Regions from separate parts of the Mus musculus genome. Here all the other regions are linked to region 4. Evidence: chromatin loops called from intact Hi-C (ENCODE). Cell type or tissue: left cerebral cortex. All regions are shown on one strand. Links, peaks and the distances in the headings refer to the core of each region. The heading gives the core; the rest is flanking DNA.

What was found. Hi-C counts contacts between places; a loop is a spot of excess contacts. Peaks named below come from ENCODE experiments on the same cell type or tissue, not always from the same donor. Only the 100,000 strongest peaks of a DNase experiment are listed, where the experiment ranks them.
Region 1: a loop joins it to region 4, with 2.7 times the contacts of the local background. A loop is called at or near these places in 7 of 42 quality-filtered maps.
Region 2: it touches region 4 in a loop (3-fold over the local background); 3 of 42 quality-filtered maps call a loop at or near these places.
Region 3: a loop joins it to region 4, with 4 times the contacts of the local background. A loop is called at or near these places in 36 of 42 quality-filtered maps.
Region 5: it touches region 4 in a loop (2.3-fold over the local background); 7 of 42 quality-filtered maps call a loop at or near these places.

Annotation. Positions count from the first base shown.
Region 1 is chr16:44,146,425-44,151,071 of GRCm38, forward strand. The region is part of intron 1 of Naa50 (N(alpha)-acetyltransferase 50, NatE catalytic subunit); the gene reads left to right. Among named protein-coding and RNA genes, the nearest start is that of Naa50, 9.0 kb to the left of the region's middle. In left cerebral cortex, for the core only: a CTCF peak has its summit at 2,808 (motif pointing left); no DNase peak of the experiment used is centred there.
Region 2 is chr16:43,976,691-43,981,337 of GRCm38, forward strand. It overlaps Zdhhc23 (zinc finger, DHHC domain containing 23), which reads right to left and starts at 3,119. Exons shown (of 5, transcript NM_001007460.2): 1 at 2,769-3,119; 2 at 2,218-2,486. The coding sequence starts at 2,360. Gramd1c (GRAM domain containing 1C) reads right to left here. Exons shown (of 17, transcript NM_001359085.1): 17 at 3,660-4,647. It overlaps Gm46552 (a long non-coding RNA gene), which reads left to right and starts at 3,183. Exons shown (of 2, transcript XR_001781930.1): 1 at 3,183-3,548. In left cerebral cortex, for the core only: no CTCF peak of the experiment used is centred there; DNase peaks (open chromatin) are centred at 2,304, 2,683, 2,858, 2,999 and 1 more place; H3K4me3 peaks cover 2,070 bases; H3K27ac peaks cover 1,331 bases.
Region 3 is chr16:44,057,027-44,061,673 of GRCm38, forward strand. It overlaps a transcript of Gramd1c not described here. Among named protein-coding and RNA genes, the nearest start is that of Gramd1c, 17 kb to the left of the region's middle. In left cerebral cortex, for the core only: a CTCF peak has its summit at 1,938 (motif pointing left); DNase peaks (open chromatin) are centred at 1,927 and 3,811; H3K4me3 peaks cover 317 bases.
Region 4 is chr16:43,887,835-43,892,481 of GRCm38, forward strand. Qtrt2 (queuine tRNA-ribosyltransferase accessory subunit 2) reads right to left here and starts at 1,842. Exons shown (of 9, transcript NM_001356329.1): 1 at 1,733-1,842. Ccdc191 (coiled-coil domain containing 191) reads left to right here and starts at 2,068. Exons shown (of 16, transcript NM_027801.1): 1 at 2,068-2,204. The coding sequence starts at 2,157. In left cerebral cortex, for the core only: CTCF peaks have their summits at 2,284 and 2,484; a DNase peak (open chromatin) is centred at 1,935; H3K4me3 peaks cover 1,818 bases; H3K27ac peaks cover 1,092 bases.
Region 5 is chr16:44,138,258-44,142,904 of GRCm38, forward strand. Atp6v1a (ATPase, H+ transporting, lysosomal V1 subunit A) reads right to left here and starts at 1,002. Exons shown (of 15, transcript NM_007508.6): 1 at 705-1,002. Naa50 (N(alpha)-acetyltransferase 50, NatE catalytic subunit) reads left to right here and starts at 1,534. Exons shown (of 5, transcript NM_001347239.1): 1 at 1,534-1,854. The coding sequence starts at 1,847. In left cerebral cortex, for the core only: CTCF peaks have their summits at 2,449 (motif pointing right) and 3,310; DNase peaks (open chromatin) are centred at 826, 1,093, 1,440, 2,366 and 1 more place; H3K4me3 peaks cover 3,405 bases; H3K27ac peaks cover 2,978 bases.

The DNA.
Region 1 (4,647 bases), core at 441-4,440, 260 kb after region 4:
AGATCTCATTACGGGGGGGGGGGGGGGGGTGAGCCACCATGTGGTTGCTGGGATTTGAACTTCAAACCTTCGGAAGAACAGTCCGGTGCTCTTACCCACTGAGCCATCTCACCAGCCCAGCAGTGTGCTCTTTAAAGGCAAAACCTGCAAGGGAGAAAATTTTGGGAAAACCTTAAGAAAATTGAAGAAAAGACACTAGCTACCATTTTAGCCAAGAGTGATATAAATTTTGGGTTGTGAACGCCTTTAATTCCTCCAGAGGCAAAAATAGGTGGCTCTCTGAATTAAACTCCAACCTCATCTACAGATGGAGTTTCAGGACAATCAGGGTCACAGAGAAATCCTGTCTTTAAAAAAAAACAAACAAACAAAAATTTTTGTCTGCATGTGCTGTGACTACACATGACTATTTGAAAAATAATAGAAATAACAGTTTTTAAGTAGATTTTGAGTACATATTCACTTTAGTTTTACTTTTCTGATTAAATAATTAGCATTTTCTTTTGATACAAAACTTTTATTTAGTGAAGTTGGACATTTTCTACTTTTAGTGGTCATTTGTATTTCTTGTAACTAGCTTTTTTTTTTTTTAAGATCATGATCTTTATCAACTGCCAAAACTTTAAAAATAAAAATAATGTTCTTGGAAAAAATGTAGTTGAGGGGCTGGAGAGATGGCTCAGTAGTTAAGAGCGCCGACTGCTCTTCCGAAGGTCCGGAGTTCAAATCCCAGCAACCACATGGTGGCTCACAACCATCTGTAACGAAATCTGATGCCCTCTTCTGGAGTGTCTGAAGACAGCTACAGTGTACTTACATATAATAAATAAATCTTTTTTTAAAAAAATGTAGTTGAGCTGGACGGTGGTGGTGCATGCCTTTAGTCCTAGCACTTGGGAGGCAGAGGCAGGCGGATTTCTGAGTTCGAGGACAGCCAGGGCTACACAGAGAAACCCTGTCTTGAAAAAAATCGAAAAAACAAAAAGAAAAAAAGAGAGAGAGAGAGAGAGAAAATGTAGTTGAAACATTCAGATCAGTTTTATGGAGCAAGAAGTTGGAAGCTGAGTCTAGATCAGTATCCATCCATAGGAATGGCTTTATTATATATTATGCAATGCTAAGGTGTTTGATTTGTAAGACTGTACAACTGGGATTTTTGATGTTGCTTGTTTTGAGATTTTGTAGCCTAGGCTGGACTTGATCTTCAGGACCTCTGCCTCTAAGTGCTGGCATTACTGATGTGCCTGCTATACTCTAATCCTGCTGAAGGGTTTTTAAACAGAACAGAAATCAAACTTTTTTTAAAATCCTGATTTATCTATATTTATTGTGATGGCATTCTCTCCTTGCCTCATATTACCTTCTTCCATTAATTATACTTTTCAGAATTCAAGCTGAAATAATGGCTTGAGCTGTCCTGCAAAAGGAAAAGTATGGGAATCATAACATTAAAGAAATGGATTTAATAAGTATTAAAATAGAACATAAAGTGTAGGTTTCTATCTGGCAGAAGAGGCTACTCATCTCTATGATCATGTGAAAGGGTCAGGGACAAGATAAACCCTTCATAGGCATGGCTCCAAGTACCTATTTCCTCTAGTTAGACCTAGCTTCTCCTAGTCACCCATTCAGTGTGAATCTGTTAGTGAAGTTAGAATCCCTGTGGTCCAGTACCTTTCAGTAACCCTACTACTTGGGGACAACTCTTGAACATATTCAATCATGATACATAAAGTATACCTCAAAACTAACTTTCTATATTGTCTGAATCGAGCTGTAATTGAATAAATGAGGCTATTCATGAAAGTAGAGAAAAGAGATAGCCTCCAATGGGCAAAAGCTAGGGATCTGATGATGTGCAGCCCCAAGGAGTATCCAATCTAAAATGCCAGCAGTTACATATTAAGAGGCCTTACTTTAAACTCTAGATGAGAAGCCCAAACCTATCAACTGACTCTTTGATTTACTGACAATACTGTCTTACATTTTGGAGTTTGGTAGAGAAGATAAGTGTAAAAGTTAATGCTTAAGTAGGGCTTGTCGGTCCACTTTGGAAGAGGATTGGTAGTTCGGGGTCATGCTAAGCTGCAAAAAACAAGTCCCAGGCCAGCCTTGGCTACAAGAGATACTGTCTTTAAAGTTTAAAGGAATTGGGAGAGGGGAGGACAGACATAGTAATAGAAATTTCAGTAATCGAAAAAGAAAAGCCTTTTGAGCAGTTAGTATATTCAAGCCATGTTTTTGACCTTTCATGTCATTTACTGAAAGTCAGGGTTAAATTAAGTCCTATTAATCAGGAAGGGGAGAAATCTATTTTAATATCTCAAAATTTTTTACTGACCTTAGTCATACTTTGACCTCTGCTAAAATATACTTTGAGTTTGATGTAGATGCACCCTTATGGGGCATGTATCCCTCTCTCTAACCTTAAGGAATACAGGTGATTCCTCTGAGGGAATATGATAGAGTGGATCTCTCAGTATAATGAAAATTCCTAGAAATGCCCAAGTATACCTTTATTTGTAAATATTTTCTACAGGCGCATTCTCTGTTGGAGCGTTAATTTAATCTCTGGGCTCAGAGGTTTCTATGGCACCTTCAACAAAAAATACTGAAAATCAGATTAACTAGTTACAATTTTGTTCCAAGATAGGTTCAATAGGTAGCCATTGAATGAATAAGCAGGTATAGGGAGTTTCTCTGCATTTATTTTTGCTGTTATAAGTAAGTCAGACCTGGGTGGGGGGTGGGAGGTCATTTTTGTGGAGTCATATCTCCATCTTGTGGTCTCTCAGAATATTGCCACTAAATTTGTTTTAAATTTTTGAGCATAATTGTATTATCTTAATAACTTGATACATTTGGGTGTTTTCTACAGTTTGGTCTCTCTAAAACTCACCCTGAAAACTGAGTTCCCATCTAAACAGTATTGAGAAATGTGAATGGCAGGTGGTTAAGTTATAGGGCTCTGTGCTCCTGAATGAATTGAAACCTTTGTTACTGTTACAGAGTCTGTTATAAAAAAGAAGAGCGGAGATCTTTTCCTCCCTATTCTTAAATTATGTGGTGACTGTTAATATAACAAGACCACCAGCCAGATGTGATCCTTCAGTCTTGCATTGCTCTCTAGAACTGTGAGCTACATAAACTTTTAGTCATAAGTTTGCTCACCCTGTGATGTCCTATTGCATCAGCAGACAGTGACCCAAAAGAGTGCTTATTATCTAATGGATGCATAATTTTACAACATGGCTTACAAGAGCTGGTCTGGGCCATGAATTTGTACTGCAAAACTGGAGAGACTTGACACAGGCTGATGATCCCTGGAGCCATACTGTCCTAAAGACTATAAATATCTATATGCATTTTTGTATTTTCTGTTTGATTTTATTGCAATCCCTAGTCTAGTAATTCTTAAATGAAGATGACGTGGGGTTTGATTGCTATAGATTTGAAAATCAGAAAACAATGTCACATTATTTAGTTGAGCTAAGAAAAGTTTTGTCCTCATAATTGCTGTCTTTGGCTTTCTGTAATTCGGATTGTAAACTTGAGTACCAGTAGGAATGATATAGATGAGAGATAGATGAGTAAATCATAAGAGTCTTCTCGTGTGATTTAAGTTGGCAGCCACTTGAAAGGAACAAGGGATGGGTCAAATGCTCTGATCACTTGTCTGACTTAAGTTTTAGGCCAACAATATAGGGTTCTTGCTCTTACTTCTGAAATTCATAAGTTCCTTGTTTTTGTTTTGTTTGTCTGTCTGTGTGACCCTGGCTGTCCTGGAACTCACTCTGTAGACCAGGCTGGCCTCGAACTCACTCTGCCTCCCAGTTCTGGGATTAAAGGAATAAGACACCACCGCTGGACTCTTCTAGTATTTCTATAGTGTGTTGGAAGTAACAATTCTCAAAAGTAGTCTGTTACATTATCATTTTATGTAAAAAGTCTTGAAGTACATTCTCTCTACGACTTTTTGCTTGTTTTGACTCATTTAACACCAGCATTGCTTTAAGTCACGTTTGGTAATATTTAAACTTAAGCACATAAAGATCTTTTAAGGTCATTATTTCCTTAAAAGTGACACTAATGAAAGATAACATTAGAATGAAGGCTCAGTGGAATCACCTTGGATTTAATTTCTCTCACAAATATCCATACAAGGTATACATACATGTAATATGTATTTGTTGTACAGATTTGCACCAAAAGCAGACTTAATAACTGGACGGCTTGATATAGTTGGAGGTTGAAATGTTAAAATTTGAAGATTTTTGTTTACAAAAATAAGATGTATATGTGAATGCATTTCTGTCTTTCTACAATGTTAGAATTTATTAACATTGAATTCACAAGGTTTAATGATTTCAGTGGCAGCAATTTGCCAGGTAGTCTGGTTAAAGTGAATGCAAAAGGTTTTTTGTTGTTGGTTTGATTTTGAGATGGTTTTTCTATATAGCTGTGGCTGTCCTGGAATGGCTATGTAGACCATAGTGAACTAGACCTCAGAATTCCTCTTTGCCTCTGCCTCCCAAGTGTTGGAATTAAAGGTGTATGCCATCATGTCTGACAGATGTAAGTTCTATAAATTCACATCTAAATTGTTAGTGTAGGCTTATCACATAGCAAGTAATGTTTACATATCTA
Region 2 (4,647 bases), core at 248-4,247, 89 kb after region 4:
CAGGATGGTGGAGCCAGCCACCCACAAGCTCTGTGCAACCACAAGACTCCAATGCATGAGAGCTACAGTAGGAGCAAAGCCATACTTCTAGCTCAGCACTGTGTCTGGAAGGTAGGATATTTGCATCACACATGTCATTTGTCCTGTGGGTATGGGATGTGCCATTCCTTTTCTCATTTCTCTTTCCCACCCTGGGAATGTCTTTCAAAGAATGTCCCACTATTGTGTTTTGAAAGTTCACAGTCTGTTATTTCTTCTTTACTTTTTATTAGTTTATGTGTACAGTGTTTTGCCTACATGTATATACCATGTATCACATGTGTGCCTCGTACCCACTGAGGTCAGAGGACCATGTTGGCTCCCTTGGGACTGGAATTACAGGCAGTTGTAGATTCACGTGGGTGTTGGGAATTGAACCCTGGTCCTCTGCAAGAGCAAGAAGCACTCCTAACCTCTCTACTGCCAACAGCCTGTTAGTCACAGGCCCACAGCTTCATGCAGAGGCCTTCATGAGTTTCACCCATTTCTGATTTACTCGATGCCACCCAGACCACTCTGGAAACTTAAGATGTCTGTGCTGACATTTGAATGATTAAATATTGGAGGTTGTTAGGAGGTACGGGGTATGTTTTTCATGTGAAGACATTCTTTGGAGGGGGCAGAGGTAGACTGCAAATGATCCAATATTAGTGGCTAAAATTCATGTAGTTCAAACCTAACTCTCGGTGCAATCTTATTCAGAGGTGGGGCTCTTGGGAAGTGTGAGGTCAACAGAACACACTGTGGATGAGATTAACATCCACACAAAAGAAGACCAAGAAAGGCAGGGTTTTCATCCATTCTGCTGGGTGGGGATACACTGAGCAGATACCACCCATGAGGAAGAGGGGCCACACTAGATACTAAATCTGCCAGCACTTGGACTTTGGGTTTCTCCACCTTTAGAACCGTAGACAGTCCACTTCCATCACTTGTAATGTACCCACTCTGAAGTATTTTGTTGCAGCAGCCTAAGTGGACTAAGACAGGCGAGAAAGAAAAGGTAGTTTAGGTAAAAATAACTGTAGGCTTTTTTTTTAAAGGCACGACACACCTTAAAGTGAATGGGAGATATCACCTGGAGTCAGAGAGTAGTAGGAGTGGTGGGAACAGGGCAGCCTGTCTCCAGGAAAAAAGATAGGGCAGAGGAGAGAACTCAGGACAGCTCAGGCCCCAAGGGCTAGGAGAGAGGAAGAGTTAGCAAAGTTAGTGGCAAAGCCATGGTCCTTCCTGAATGATGGCCATTATGGAACTGGCATACACTCTCCATTCCTTAGTGCAAAGTGCTCTATTTTCCTCAGGATGGATTTTAGACTAAGTCTCAAGAAGCTATATTTAAGGCTACCTATTTAAAAAGAAATACTATAGAAAGAGACAAGGAACAAAGAGGTAATGGGCTTTACCAGTCAAGAGTGACAGAAGACTGCAGTGGTCCCCATGCAAAGCTGTTCTTGGCCTGATTAACAATCTACAGTCACCATGACTGTGTAGCCAGAAGGGACAATTTCTGGGAAAAGCTTGTCTCCAACATCCCTCTTCCTATCACTTTATGCCTTCCATAAGCAGATGTTTAAAATATATATATTTAGAAAAATGGCTAAAAGCAGTTTATTGCTGCTTGATACAAACTGGTTTTAACAGAGGTTAAAAACTCTCTTTTTAGATAGCAATCTCCATCGCTGAGATTGTGGTAAAAGTAAAGGCCAAAGATAAGACAATATTCCAACCAGGACTGTGTTGCTACACACAGAAAAACAGTCACTCCCCACAAGGTGTACATGGCCTCTCTCTCTGGAAATACAGGGTGAACTGAGAACAGAGAAGCTATCTTTTACCCTTCAAGTTCATGTGACCACGTGAGAACAACCCCATGCATGGGTCCTACTAAGATCACTGAAAATACAGAACTTTCTGGAGTGTCCATTTAAACTTGCAGTGTGTGTGCTGGATTGCGTTCTTATATACATCTAATCTACCCTACTATCCTCCATGATCCTTTAAAATGAAAACTGTTAAAATCCTCACACCTGACAGCAAAAAACCAATCCTCTATTTTAGATCCTTTGGAATAGCAAGAACAAACCTCAGCATTCTGGACGGCAAACCTGAAGGAATATATATACATATGTAGGTCTCAACAGAACCAGTGGGGTCAGCATCTGGAAACTGTAAGCTTACCTGTCACAGCCTTCATCGAGGTCTTGACAATCACACAAACAGGCAGCCACGTGGTTCTTTTCCCCATTTCGATCTATGTATTCGCAACAGCACAGGGGCTCCAATTCAGGTTCTTCGGTTTTCTTTTTTTTGACTGGCTTCATATTGCCCTTTAGTGTACGGATTTGTACCTGTCACCATGAGGCATAAGAAGCTCACAGAAGGTAAAGGTGGCAAGAACTCAACTCACATCCTGTAAACACATCCTTGCTTCTCATTAACGCCAACGCCTGAGCAATAAAAAAATGAAAAGGGGGGAAGGGTCCTGCTTTCATCAGGCTTTTCGGGCTCCGCGTGGCCTGACAGGAGGGTTCCTTGACTTCTGGGGCTCTGAGCACCTTCCCCTCCCCTTCCCAGCTAGGCTAGCAACATCTGGGCACCAGCCGTTCCCATGGCGACAGCCGACCACGCGGCCCGGGACAGCAGAGCTAGGGCGGCCCAGTTCACCTGAGGGTGCCGGCTCAAAGGGCCGGGCTGTCCCCACCCCAAGGCTGCGCGCCGTGGAAACTCACCCTCGCAGGTGCAGGCAGCGACGCCCTGGCGCTGCAACCACCCACCGGCCCGGGGATGCCAGGAGCCCCAGCAGCCCCGAGGTCGCCCGTCCAGCCCACTCCGAACCCGCCGCTCCGAGGGCGTGGGCGGGCCTGGAGAATGACCTTGGCGGGGAAGTTACCTGCCCTCCCGACAGAGGCGGGGACCGGGAGGAGGACCGACTCCCCTGGGCGCGGCTGAGCCTGCGACCCCGCACGGCAGGCTCGGGAGTGCCGGGCGGAGTCGCCCACCTGTGAGCACCGCCGGTGCGCGCGCCTGCCGAGCGAGCCAGTCGCCCCCGGTCGCCGCTCCGCAGGTCGGCGCGCGCTTCCGGGTGCCCCGCCCCCGGCGCCGGGATCCCGCCGCCCGCACGTGCGCCGCCTGCCCACGAGGCCCCTCCCCCGCCGCGCTCCGGCCGGGCCACCTCGCACCTGCGCCGGGGCCCTCGCGGTGCCGCCGGGGTGCGGGATCGGACCCCGGCGCTCGCGCGCCGCCAGAGTTCCGCCGGTCGCCTGCGGTCCTCCAGCGCCGGCAACAGGCGTTGGGGTTCGATCCGCACCTTGGCCGCCTTCAGAGGTGCCACCCCACGAGTCGCCCGCCTTCCCTTGAGGCCCGCTGTGGACCCCAAGCCCGGCTTATCCAACTTGTTCTCGCTCGCGAGTCCTGGAGGATGGAGCTGCTTTCCAGCCAGGCCTCGGTGGTACTTTTGATTCAGTAGTCTGCACATTTGCAATGAAATTGCCCAAGAGAGTCCCCTCTGGGTTTGTATTGCAGCACAAATCTGTAAGAACTATGGGCCTACGTACAGGTTTTCCCTACCCCAGGCTTTCTAGGTTTTGGTTTGGTTTTAAGCAGAAACAGAAGAAAAAACGACAACTTAAACATTTCCGGTTTTATTGAAGTCAATCCATACATAACAGATTAAGATCTCATTAATTCTACGTACATATTTAGTGTTTTATCTACAAAGTGACGTTGGTAATCTTTGAGGTATATGGTGAAGTGCTTTAAGAGAAACCACAAAAGCATTCACTTTGACAGTTAACATTTTTCTAAATTTAACAATCTGAAGTTTCTAATCCAGTCACTCAAACTCACAGCCAGAGACTTCCTATGTTCTTATCACAAACAAAACAGAACAGAACAGAACAGAACAAAACAAAGCAGAACAGAACAGAACAGAACAGAAGGTATTACTCCGAAGCCCCCTGCCCCAGGGAGATTAGTTAGGATTCATGAAGAGAAACCCTTCCCTTTAGCCAGTATTTTTATTCCCTACAGGCGTCTCAAAAACATTGTTAGCAATGACATTTGGCTTTGGTGACACTGAGGGAAAGGAAACATTGACTAAAGGCAATGGATATTCAATAAAAATAAATATATGTGCGTGTTCTAGAAAGACAGCTAGAGAACAAAACAATAAATACGTCCTGAACATTTCCTAAATCCCGGGGGACGCAGCTAATTTCAAGTCAAGTCGCCAAGTCCTTATTTTCACAAACCACTGGTGCTGACACAAGTGCCTGAGTGGTTTTCCCGAGAGCCCAAGCTTGCGCCTCTCAACTCCGGTCAGCTTGCATGCCCCCCAGTCTTTATTGCTGAGTGCAAGTTTGTGTCCAGCTTATAATTTGCCAGCAAGACAAGTTAGCTGCTACTGAAAAGTGATTAATTATTTTCTACCTGATGGGCCACCTCTATCATGGGTGTTGCTAAGCTGAATCTAAGCATTACTCATGGACTCAATTTGATCTGTCATGGAATGCCCAGATTTTATAATAATCTTACGACTTCTAAAACTGAAAGTAGTTCATTATGAGCATTGATGTCCTATATACTTCCTTCTCCTAAATTACTGTTCAG
Region 3 (4,647 bases), core at 246-4,245, 170 kb after region 4:
AAAATTCCTAAGACTGTGAAATTATCTTAGAGACCTAAACAGAGGCAATGAAGACCTTTGATGCTTTGCAAATTTTAAAACATGTAAGTCATCTGGACATCTTGTAAAGCAAACAAACAAACAAACAAACAAACATCTCAATCTAGTCATTGAGCCCAAGATGTTGTATTTTATCCAGATCATAGACGGCGATGGTTCTGTTGCCCCCTACACCTTCAGATGCAAGCGTCTGGTTTCCAAAGTGTTATTCTGTTGTTCTTTCCTTCTATAACTGTCTTGCTTTAAGTCATCCAAGAGTAACCACAGCTACTTAACCCTCAGAGCTATAAAATTTCCTCAGTTACATCAATATCAGCTACAAAAAATAAGCTTAGCCAGACTTTACACAGAGAATGAGAGATCCTGGAACACATAGCCCTAAATGGGATGTCCCCATCAAATTCTCCCTACCCCTTAGAGCTCAGGTAAGCCACAGGAAGAAGGGACAGAGAGAGTGTAAGAGGCAGAGAGGATAGAGGACACCAAGCAAACGAGGGCCTCTAAGGCAACATGAGTAAACTCATATGAACCCACAGACACCGAGGCAAAAACACAGAACCTGCGTGGGTCTGCATCCATGCAACATGTAGGTCCTCTGTGTATATGTTGTGGCCTCTAGCTTAGTGTTTTTATGGGACTCCCGAGTGTGGGAACAAGTGGGTCTCTGGTTCTTGTGCCTTCTCTTGGGCTCTTTTCCTTCTGCTGGTTTGTCTTTTCTAACCTCAACATGATAGTTTTTTATTTATCTTATTATATTGTATTTTGTTACATTCTATTATTACTCTTTTCTAATGAGAGTCAGAAAGGAAGTGGACTCAGACAAGCGAGGAGGTGGAGAGGGCCTGGGAAGAGGGTGGGAGGGAGAACCACAATCAGAATATATTACGTAAAGGGGGGAAAATCTGTTTTCAACAAAAGGGGAAAAAAACTAAGTCTCAGGAGTCCAAGGCTAGCCCTAGCCGCATAGCAAATAGGAGAGCAGCCTGGACAACTTAGGATACTTCTGTCTCTCCCCTACCCATAAAAGTTTCTAAATGATATATAGATTTTTTTCTAAGTTTCCAAGAATGATATAGTTGATACAAATGGCATGATTTTGTTTATGTTATTTTAGTGTATTTCTTAGCAATAACATATTTTCCTTAGGTTGTGGCTAACCAAAAATAAAACATAGCCTTATGATGTTAAGTCTTTTACTACGAGGAAGTAAGAGCTTACTAGCTGTGTGAAGAGTCAGTAACAGCCATGCACTGACTTCTTAATTATAAAGAGGATGGCAGCCTGTGTACTACTCTTTATAGCCTGTTGATACCATGTCCTTTAATGACTATTCTCATGGATACAGGATACCCAAGGTGGGTTTCCCGTAAACCAATACTGGAATTATGGTTGCTGTGTGACGCTCTTTAAACCTCATTTCTAGTTGTAAGGCATGATATTTCTATCAAATACCAAAATCCTCATAGGAATTGCTGGCTTTGGAATGAGCCATTAAAATAACAAATGTTAGCATTCACACAGTGACAGACACGTTCTCCTATTACACTCCACAGTCTCAGTGTGCCTACTGGGAAGTCGTAGTCTCTTTTTATGTGGGGAAACTGGAAGGATAACAGAGTTACACTTAAGATAGATCTGAAGATCTAACTTAATAACCCATCTTCTAGCCATTACACACTGCAGAGCATGCATTGTGAAGCTGTGCTTGCCACGGGAACCGATTCCTTGAATGAAAATTACATAAAATAGCTTGGACTCAGAAACATAGTTTATGCGATGTTAGCATCTTTCCAATACGGCTGATAACACTAAGCACACAGTCCAATTGTAAGGCAGTATTTTCACAAGGAGACAAACAGATCACTGCACTCCACCGACCAGACAACAGCGCCTTCTAGTGGCCAAACGAAAATTAGTGAGAACTGTCATTGGGTCTCGGAAGTCACAACATCTGAAATCTTGAAGCTAACCACAAAGGATTAAATAAATTGTTGTAGAATTAAAGAGAATTTGTATTCAAGATTAAAAGATACTACCCAAAAGCTCCAGTCGCCGCTCCAATTATGTGTGCTCTGTCCCTGTTTTTTGGCTGATACTATATTCTCATCCACAACAGGGCCAGGACTTTCCTCGGGCTCTTCCTGTAGCTCCGTCGCAAGACTTGAATCCCCTTCATTTACTATCTGCAAATAAACGCCAACAATTTAAGTTTCTTATCCACAAATGGCACTTTAAAAGAAAAACGTGTTCTGAATATATAAATTACTTTTAAATTTCATTTTTAAGCTTTCTTTTTATAAACACCTTAAATTATTTATTTGTGTGTGTCCGTCATGTGCGCCCCGAGGATCGAACTCCCGTGGTCAGGTTTAGGGGTAGGCACCACTAACCCATCCTGCCAGTCCAATAAATTAACTTCTAAAGAAAAAATATTTGAACACTTAGAAGATGGAAATTAGTGGCTGGAGAGATGACTCCGTTGGCAAAGTGCTTCCTGAACAGGACTGAGGACCCAGACTTAAACGCCCCACCCCACCCCACCCCAGCATCCACATATAAGTTGGGCATGAGTCTAGTGCAGATGGTGATGCAACAGGTGGACTACTGAGGCTCAATGGCAAGTAAATCTTGTTGAATTGGTGAGCTCTATGTTCAACAGAGACCTTTATCAAAATATAAGGTGGGGTGACTGACAAGATACCCCACATTGACCCGTACACATATTCATACACCACAAACACATATATGCTCACAAAAGACAGGAACGAATGTCTTTGCTTCCTCCCATTTGTCATGTATACACGCAGCAAACATCTTCCAACCACTACCATTTGCTAGGTAGTTGCTGGTACTAGAAATACAAAAAATAGGGGGCTGGAGAGATGGCTCGGTGGTTAAAGAACACTGACTGCTCTTCCAAAGGTCCTGAGTTCAAATCCCAGCAACCACATGGCAGCTCACAACCATCTGTAATGGAATCTGATGCCCTCTTCTGGAATGTCTGAAGGCAGCTACAGTGTACTTACATATAATAAATAAATAAATCTTGGGGCTGGAGCAAGCAGGGCTTGAGCGAGAAGGGAAAAAAAAAGACGTTAAAAAAAAAAAAAGCAATGTAATGAGAGTATGGCCACTGTGGAGAAGTATCTGCAATGCCCGTATTTGGAAGGAAGATGGGGAGGATGATGGACAGCAGGCATTATAAGAGATCATGACGCACCGGGCTCCATGAACATCATTACTATTGCTGTTCCTTAGCCTTCTTCATAGCAAGGCCATTCCTTGGGGTTACAAGGAAAAGCACCGAGGGCACCAGGCAGTAGATCAAATGTGTTAAGTCTACCCAATTTAAGCCCGGGCTCTTAAATCCTATGAAGTAACCATGGAAGGTGCCAACCCTGGTGACACTGATTTGTGGCTCTCTGGAGGGAAAGATTCACAAACCATGCTAGGGTACAGAGAAGGACACCCACCAAAGGAGGGATCGACAAACCTGGACACGGGGGCGGGGGGAGGAACAAACAAAAGTCTATAATTTGACCCAGTTAGAAATACAGTATTTATTAATTTTTATAAGGATTCCCTCTTCTCCCAAATCTTCAGATCGTTTCTCCAATTTCTTACGTGTTTGTTTGTTTGTTTGTTTGATGCGTATGGTGCTTTGCCGACATGTGTGTCTGTGCACTGTGCGCATGCCTGCTGTCCTCAGATGTCCTGGAACTGAGTCACAGATAGTCGTGAGTCACCATGCGGGGGCTGGGAATTGAACACCAGTCCTCCGTAAGAACAACGAGTGCCCCTAACCACTGAGCCATCTCTTCAGCTCCGTCATGAAAATAACTTCATGAAAAAAGTTGACTTTCGTGTCTCTGTCACATAGCTAATGAATTAACTTCAACGCTTGCTGGAGATACATCCACTAGCAAATCCCCATGGCTCCCATCAGCACGGTTACCGCTCATGGTCTCTGGGGAGTTATTTACACAGAACAAACAACAAGGGTTGCTGGGCTTGCTTCACTTCGACCTTGGCCATCAACATCACTGCCCTAGGTTGGTGAATAGTTCAGCAGGTGAGGACATTTAGTTGCTAAGCCTGAAGACTTCAGGTCAATACCCAGAGCCCATGAGGTGAATGGAGAAAACCAACCTCGCAGGCTGTCCTCTCACTTCAACACATGCGACATGGCACACACACACACACACACACACACACACACGTTCGAGCTCTCCATAAATGAATGAATAAATGAATGGTACCTTATTTAAATTATTCATGGTCACCTAGGCCCGCGAAATGTTACTGCCCACGTTTAGGTGTGTCTCCTCTGTCTGCCCTTCACAGGCAGGTCCAGCGGCTTGCCTCTCTGATAGTTTAGATCCTGTCAAGGTGACATGGCACTGTCAAGTGCAAACGTTACCGACAAGAGCTCAACTGAGCCAAATCTAGACTTCGTGATGCAACTGTTGCATGAGGGCGTGCGTGTGCGGCCTTCCCTGCCCTCTTTGCTGACACAGAGGCCACAGTCCTGGAAAAAGGTTATTCCTCTCTTGAACCTAAAGCAACGTGGGTTTGACTGAGCGTGCAACGCAGCAACAGGCGTTTGGA
Region 4 (4,647 bases), core at 319-4,318:
GGAGGAAGGAAGGATCCAGCAGAGAATGCTGGCACATAATTTAATTCTATCACCTGGGAGGCAGAGAGACAGGCAAATCTCTGTTAAGTTTGAGGCCAGCCTGACTCTAGAGTGTGTTTCAGGCCAGACAGGGCTACAGAATGAGACACCACCCCAACAACAAAAAAAGCAAATGGTAACTTCATCCATTGAAAGGCCTAACAATCATAGTAGTTACATTTATTGGGTACTTACCATGCTTGATACATTAACTACATTAACCCTCAAAACAAATACAACACAGACCCTACTCACCTTTATTTTATAAACTAGTCAAGTGAAGCTAATAAAGTCGCTGTGGGGTGTGAGTAAGAATGGCCCCCACAGGCTCATATATTTGAATGCTTAGTCACCAGGGAGTTGTACTATTTGAAAGGATTAGAAGGATAAGAGTTATGGACTTGTTGGAGGAAATGTGTCACTGGCTTTTAGGTTTCAAAAGTACATGCCAATTCTCTTTGTTCCTATGGATGAGAATGCAGTTCTCAGCTACTGCTCAGGCGTCTGCCTGCATGCCAACATGCTTCCTGCTGTGATGATAATGGACTAAACCTCTAAAACTGTAAGCAAGCCCTCAATCAAACGTTTTCTTTTATAACAGTTGCTTTGGTCATGGTGTCTCTTCACAGCAACAGAACAGTGACTAAGACAGTTACCAGTAGTAACTGGCAGAGTTGTTACTGGAATTATAGATGTATTAGTTTTAGAGGCTATAATATAGGCTAGTGGCTTAAAAGAAACTGAAATTTGTCAAATACAATGTTTCCATATTAACTGTGATAGTTCCCATTTTGCTACAGTGTAATTGTTCTTTTCCCATCTTGCCCCTCTACCTCTAAGCCATCTTCTCCAAATTGACAGCCTTTCTCCAGACTCATCCAAACATTTAAACACACTTGTTCTCCAAAAATGGACACACACTGTATTATATGCACTTCTCTGAACTCTGCTTTTCATTCAGGAAAAAATAGGCACACCTTCCAAAAAATCGCCATGAAACTAACTCTTCCAAAAGAACTAACTACCATTGAGACAGCGGAAAGTCTGAACGTAACACAGCCCATTCAACAATGTTCTTACTGGTTCACACTCAAGTTAGAGGGCAGGTGCTAGGTCTATGGGGCACAGCTTTCCTTATCATATTTCCACCAGTTTATAGTTTGGTTTAGATTCCCTGGCAGAATGTTTTACACACGTTGCTTTTTCAATCATTACAATACTCCCAGGGTTTAGGTACAATCCCATTTTGCCAGTAAGTAAGCTGAATTGCCAACAAGTGGCCGGGTCCAAAGCTCCAGTTCTGAATTTCTGCCCTGCCTTGAAAGCACACACGCCTTCAGTGGGCTGTTCATGACAACATCCAGGCATGGCTATTTAGATTCAATTTTCCCTTAGTTCCATTAGCCATCCCAGGAGCCCTAGACTTTCCTATTCGTATAGCTTCCCAAGTAACTGCTAAACTCAGAAAAACTTGCAGCTGAGAAGCTCATTCTCTGGCAGAGGCCAGGAGAACGGAGGTCCTTTTCTTTCTGAACTGTAACTGGCAATCACACTGGGAGACTCGGAGCTGGCAAAAGCCTAGACCAACAAGAAACCAAGTAATGACGAGGTGGGAACAAGACTGCAACGCAATAAAAAAAAAAAAAAAGTGGGCGCTATTCACCCTCCCTCAACAAGGAAAAGGAACACTCACCGGTTGATAACACAACTCCGCACCCTCAGGACCCTTAAACTCTTCGCAAGAGATAACACGTGTTCCGACTCGTAGAACCCTTGGCCCACTAAACCACGGTCTCCGCCGCAGAGCCAATCCGGAATTTCTGCGTCATCACCAAGCGCCAGAATTACGCAAAGGCCCTGCTAAAGAAGCCCAGTGACCTCCGCCGATGCCATAGTAACAGCGTGAAAGCAAGCTTCCCGCGCAACGCCTCCTGGGAGTAGTAGTTCCGGAATGTCTGACCCCTGTCTAGCTGCTAGGTGGCAGAACTACAACTCCCAGAACCACCTGAAAGCAGTCTGGGAGGAGGCGCAGTTGTCTCTGTTGTGGCCGAAGTCTAGGCCCGAGAGTGCAAAACGTGCTGCTGGCGCCCCAGGGAGGGTCCGCCTCAAAGAAGAAGATGGAGCTGAGTCGCTGGAAACGGTTATCAAGGAAGCTGAATCTCAAGGTGATCCCAGTCGGGAGCTTTGAGGAACATGGGCCGGCCCTAGGCGCCACACAGTCCTGAAGCCAGCCGCTTCCCGCCCTGCGCTTCCTCACTCTTCCCCCGGGGGCATCCTTACCTGGCCTTGGCTACCCTAGAGCCTGCACAGCCCTAGGTAGCGTGATTTAAGGAGCCAAAGGGTCTGTGTACTCACTACTGTGATGGGCTGCATCCTGTAAGGATTATTTCTATCTATGGAGAGGTCTCCTAGTGTCCATCATGGTGAGGGGAATTTGCCCCTAATCCTTACTCTGCCACCAATTTTAGGAAACTTTCCGCACATTTTCTTCTGCCCCCTTCAAATCTGAGTTAAGGGGTCTTTAAAAGGAAAAAAAAAATCATCACACGAAATTCTCTGACGTTATCCCTTATATCTTTCCCTTTCCAGTTTTACACAAGGTATCTAAAATGAACCCAGAAGTCCAGATGGTTGTATCTCAATACTTTATCCATATGGTTATCTCTAAATTTCACGAGCATTCAAAGTTAGAGCCTCCCTGTATCTCTTACCTCTTCTGTGTATTAGCACCTAAAGGCATCAGGAGGTTGAGGAAGAATTGGGGTGGGGGTGGGGGGTAATTAAAAATAAAAGAGACACCATTTAAAACTTGGAACATTACAAAAGTCACAGCCATGCAAAGTCACAGCCACACCAAGTGTGCCTTCCAGAATACCTCTTAACAGTCACAAAAATAGATGCTTTAAATGTAAAGGAGAGTATTGAAATGGAGGGGCTTCAGCTTTCAGCAGCAGAGCAGTTTCACCAGCTGCTCTTACCTTTCAGTTTTACTTTCCTGTAAAAAGAAAAAAAAATCCTCTTAGACGAGTGGCTTTTGTGGGGGCCCCAGGTAATCATTCTTGTGGGTTATCCTAAATATAGCAGCTGTGTGCACAGGGCACATTCCGCTTAGTGAAAACCATGCTCCAGATACCAGAGGGCACAGGCCAGAGCATTAGTGAGTGGAAACTGAGGTTGCTCCATTGCATAATAGATGGGGCCCGAAATAGCATATGAATATAGATTTGATGATGCAAGGCAAAAAAAAAAAAAAAAAAAAAATTGGGACAACTTAGAACTACAAAAAGAGGGATTTTTCCCCCCTGATAGTGCTCATTATTACTGTCTAGAGGATAAAGTAAAATCCATGAGCGCCTTGAAATTCAACTGTGTTTGAATAAGATCAGCTCTTTCTTTGTTGCCATGACAGTTATTTAGACAGAACAGCTGCATTAATTGTGTGTAAGGTGAGATGAAGGTGAAGTGTTAGGTAAGTGAGGGAGGATATTATACCCTTTACAGCAACTTTCTTGTGCCAGTTGATTGGTTTCTTGTCCCGTTGTTTTAAAAAAAAAAAAAAACAAACCCCGAATATTTTTGCAAAGCAAATCCCCTTGCTTACTCAGTGGCTGTTAGAGTTCTGTGAGCTTCTGGATGTCAGAGAACAGAGGAGGCTCCCTGTGGTCTCCATTTCTCAGTTCAGGTTAATAGCTGACTGATCTGGGTAGAGATTAATTTGTTTCGTTCGTTTTAGGCTTGGTACAACAGTACAAGTTGAGTAGTTTTGTTCCACACCCCCCACTCCTGTTTTATCAGACATCTCAGGTGTAGGAAGGACTGGAAGGCATCTGGCTACTTCTACAAACAGGAAAAGAAAGGACCATAACAGTCGTTAAGCAGAAAATGGCAGAAAGAGGTGAACTAAACAGTGTTTGTATGGGTTTCATGAGAAGTAATGTTTCTATACCCGAATATAGAATACATACTTCTATACGTTGACTCTTAGCCCTGGAGAACTAAGACATAAAAAAAAAAATGCTGATGCCTAGACTACAGACCTAGTACATTACAATCTCAAGGTAGCCAGGAGTGATAAGGATGTCACAGACAAGGCCTCCTGTTTCTTCTCCTGTGGTTTAATGCGCGTTCCCTGCTAGTCAGTGCTGAACTTGCCAGTGAAAAGTTGGGAGGAAAGGATGAAGGCTACCTTTCCATATGCTTTAGTGAGAAGACAGCTTAAAGACAGTAGTGTTGCTGAAGCTATTGCTATGCATTAATAGTTTGTATCTATTTCCTACAGTCTTCATTTGAGCCTGATAATGTGGGGCACTGGATTAAGGTAAGGCATTTCAAAATCAAACAGGAAGCATAAGGCTCAGGTGTCATGATAGATCTCCAGTGTGCATACAGGTGACTGTTGCTATTCCTGTACGATTTTGTATGTCACCTCAATTTTAGATTTTCTAACATCTTTCATTATTCTGTTGCTTTTCGTGAGGTGGCTTAAGTATAAACAAGAAAACAAGTCGATGCACATGCCTTTCCACTAGCATGAGCATTACATGAAGAAGCCAATAGAGTAAGAAAAAAGAGACCTTGGGAGGTAAAGTTGTAGCCTTCGTCAGACAC
Region 5 (4,647 bases), core at 170-4,169, 250 kb after region 4:
GCTAGTCTGGGTCTCCAGCCCAACAAGGCAACACCACCTTTCATCACCTTCCCAACCAACCGAGACTGTCGCATTACCAACACCCTGTTCTGAGGAGAGTACAACCACCTTCTCTCCGAAAAAAAAGGTGTAAGGCCCGCTCTTACCCTTCCAGTCTCATCTGAAGACTCCCTGAACCTCTGCAAGGATGTCGGCAAACCCTTAGGATCACTGAGAACGCACATTTGTGGGGAAAGCCCTTCAGTGTGACTCTGCAGTGAGGGCCATCTCAGTGACATCCCCTCCCAAGCCTGTCTCACCGGAGACGCCTCTGCCTCCCGGGGTTTTCCTACCATCCGGATCACCCGGGCCATGGCCTTTCCCAAGGAAGGAGTTTAGGGGAATGGGATCCGTCGGTTGTTGCAGACCCCCAAGAAATAGCTAACACAATCCTACCACCTGAATCAGCCCCAAAGGCTCCAAATAGGGAACCATAATGGCCGTACTCGCTCTCAACCCAGGGAAAAGGTGGGCATCATAATCCCTAGTCAATGGACCACGGTGATGGTGAAGGGCCAGGGGTCTAGCAGAAATGAGCTCCTCGCCCGTGCAGGAGGACAACGGAAAGGGAGCCCCAAGCATCCGCAGGCCGCGATTCACACACCCTATCTGCTCTCACCCTGTCAATCGTCCCCACCAGCCACGAGTTACCTGTCGCACCTCACCTGCCCGGGCTCGAAATGCAGAAAGTGTACCTAGACGGGACCCAGAGGCTCTGTCACTGAGAGAGGGGAAGTCTTCAGCTGCAGGAGGCGGGCCAGTCCTAGCTAGTCATGTGTCCTCAAGCCCCACCCCGCTTCCCCTCGCCCGTCACGCCGCGTCTCGCAGGCTTAAATCTTTGCGGACCGCCTTGGATGTGAATGGTTCCGCGACTTCAGAAAAGCGTTAGTTTCTTTTTCTTTTCTTTTTCTTTTTTTTTTTACAATGACGGGGGTTACAGAAACTACAGTACAGAAGACGAGGATGGCAAGGGTTAAAGTGCATTGCTAAGGAAGTGACGCTAAGTCACGCTCTAGGGACCGGAAATGGCCATGAGTCCCGCCTCTAAGGCCCCAGTAAAATCCTGGGCTGGAAGACGTTAAGCCTATCACGTGATTTAAAAAAAAAAAAACCCTGTGAGGTTTGCCTGCTGGAGGATCGCCAAGTTATCCGGACCCATCACTACCTTTTGAATTTAAAACACATTTACTGCAAGTTCCCATGGGCTTTCTTACATTGAGAAGAATCCGTTTTACAAAACCCTATTAGTCGGCCAGAGGGTTTGAAGGTCACTGGAGGGCTAGAAAGGAATCGGGGTGGGGGGCGGGAAAGGCTGATCCTGCTGGCTTGAAAGCGAGAGAAGGGTGGAAAGATCCGGATTTTGCCGCCGGAGCCTACCAAGCCAGATCCCCTAGAGAGTGTCGCAAAGGGTGGGAGGAGCTAGCGGGCCGTAGGCCCGGCCCCTGGAGAGCGGGGGGCGGGGAATCCTGGCGGCGCGGAGCACTGCGCCTGCGCGCGACGCGGCGGCCGCGCCGGCGCGTTGAGGGGCGGGGTGAAAGGTCACAGCGCGGCGGCGGGTCTGGCTGGCGGCAGCTGCGGGCGGGAGCCGAGTGTCCCGAGTGCACGTGTGGAGGAGCGGCGGCGGCGGCAGCGCGGCGGCAGATTTCCCCGCGTCTCCCGGAGCCTCAGGGCCTGGCTTGGCTTCTCAGCCAAAAGACCGGCGTGTGGGGTTGAGTGGTCTGAGCTCAGGGCGCGGGCGGAGAGCTCCGGGCGACGAGGACGACGGCGTTGGCGGCGGCTGTAACGACGGCCTCAGCAGACGGGGAAGATGAAAGGGTGAGGAAGGGCAGCTGGCGGGGGTGTGGGGGGGACCCCGGCGGCCGGGGCCCAGGAGAGGGGCGTGGGTCGATGGACAGGGAGAGCGCTGCGGGGAAGAGACGCGCGCGAAGCCCGGGCGGAGGGTCATGGCCGGGCTTCCCCGGTCCCGCGGCTCCCGGAGGGGGGCGGAGGCTAGGCCGGCTGTTGGCGGGCTGAAGGGCCGACGGAGGCAAGGGCGCGAGTCCACGGTTTCACGTGTGTGCACCGCCTGAGATCACGGGGAGGAGGAATGAGGCGCCCGGGGGCCTCTTCCCGGGAGCGCACCACCGAGCCACCTGAAGGTGCTCCTCCAGATCCGGGAACGGCGCTGTGGCCGCGGGCTTTGACACGTTGCGGGTTTTCTTAAGACTTGTGGGCCGTGCAGAACCTTCTGGAGGGAAAAGGAATTGGAATAAAGAGCACGGGGGATGAGTGCTAGGAGCTAGTGACTCAACGGACTTGGGTTGGGTCAGAGCGAGTGGAGGAAGGCGGGCGGTCGGGAGGGGAGGGGGAATAAACTGGAGCGGTGTAGACTTTGGGGTGCCAAAATGTTTAAGGAAGTAGCCATGGATCAGTAGGTGGAGCTATTGCTTCAGTGGTGTGTGTGTGTGTGTGTGTGTGTGTGTTGCCCCCCCCCTCCAGTGCAAGGAGGAGAGCTGCTGCTTTTGCTCTTCGTTAGCAAAGTTGAGGTTTAATCTTGCAAATCTTCCGTAACATTAGAAGTTATTTTGGTTTAACTGTTCCCGTTTGATAGGAAGTATTTCCTTTCCATTGATTTATATACTGTTACAGTATTTAGCGTCGCGAGTTTTGGAGGTTGCCTTTACTTACAGTCATTAGAAGAAAAAAAAAGAAAGCTTAAACATATTAAACGGTCTTTTCTTTCTAAGTCAGCTGAAAATTATAACTACAGTTTCAGTTAGTTGTTTATTCAACATCGTTTTATGGAGAGCGAAGTAAGTCGTTTCTCCAAACAAGCTTGTTCTGTGTAAAATGAAGGTCCCATACCTCTGAAATGATTCTGAGAAAGTTTTGATTTTAAATCTAAATAGAAAACATTTTTTCTAAACTCTGGTTTGCTTTAAATGTTAGTTTTTCATTCGGTGTTTTTTGGGTTTTATTTTTGGCATTTTTGGGGGGATGTTTGCTCCACCTGAGCCATGATCCAGGATGCTTGGTAATTTTTAAAAATATGATCCAGTTATTTTTAGGAAGTTTTATTTTTCTAGTAGAGTACGACTTTGATGCTGTCATTTTTTTCTACTCATTGCTACACACTCAGAACATACTTGTCATGTTCTGTTATAGTAAAAGCAATGAAGATAACAAGACTAAGAAATTATTCTGGATGTTTAGGTTAAAAATATTGGGTCTAGTTCAATTTCAAGTGTAGGATTAGTCTTTCTGATACTTGACAATAGAAATGGAACCACACCGTGGTGCTGTTGGCAGTCTATTGGAACTTTTATCTAGTATACTCTTGAAGCAATTCTACTTTATTAACTAACTGGAGTTCTTGGAATTGAAGCAAAGTATTCGGTGCTCTGCAAGTACTCTGCCACTGAGCTACGTCCCCAGCACTTTATTTTGAGGTAGAGTCTCACTAAGTTGCTCAGGCTGACGCTGAACTTGGCAACAATCTTCTTGCCTCCCTCAGCCCTTTGAGTTGCTAGTATTACGGGCTTGAGCCACCAGCACCAGCTGGCTCTTTGTATTTAAATAGATATTTAAGTGTAACACGATGGAGGCAGATGCCTAGAAATGCGTTACTGGGCAAACTTGGAATTGTTGAATCCATATTTTAGGCCAGTAGTTAGGCTCAAAATTAAGACTCCTTAAGTAAATTGTTTTATTTTTTTAGGGTTGAGGGCTTAGAATTGGGTTCTGGACTAAACAACTTTTAAGATGATTTCACAGGTATATTTGATTTTTCCCTAACTAACTCCCAATAAGCACGGGACTTAAAATTTTCCTTTCCTTCCTTTTAAGATACTAAAATGAGATCAGGGTATAGTGCAGTTTTACTTTGTTGTTTTGTTTTATTAAGATGTTAATGTCCTTGAGATACAGAACTTGTATAAATGTCTTCTGTATTCAGTCTCCAGACTCTTCATTGGAAAGACTCTATTCCATGAATTTTCTTTGAAGTTTTATTTGCTAAAGTTTTATTGTATATTGAGCTTACCAAACATAGTTAAATAGATGAATCTGAAGTTTAGAAAACTGAAACACCCCCTCCTATGATTTAAATTTTGGGCATTGAAACTTTTTAAGCTTACTTTTAAAAATGTTTTTATTTCATATTTTTTACTTTAGTATTCTTATTAGTAATAGCAACAGGATATCCAGTTGTAAATCATGTATTTTCCTTATCTCCATAGTAGATAATTTTGCAATTAATAACTACTGTATTTTTATGTGCATATCTAGAAAAACGAGAACTACATTATTAGACTATTTGCTCTTTCCAGTGAGGTCTTTTTTTTTTTTTTTATGGACCAAAGACTTGGCTTGAATTTGTGGTTGGTAAGCTGATTTCTTCCCCCCCCCCCCCCCCCCCCCCCCCCGGCAGGGTTTCTCTGTGTAGCCCTGGCTGTCCTGGAACTCACTCTGTAGACCAGGCTAGCCTCAAACTCAGAAATCCACCTGCCTCTGCCTCCCAAATGCTGGGATTAAAGGCGTACGCCACCAAAGCCTAGCTGATTACTTTTTATCTGTTACTCCTCTCTGGGGGTGATGATATTCAGTATGCCACAGACAGCAATGACTGGC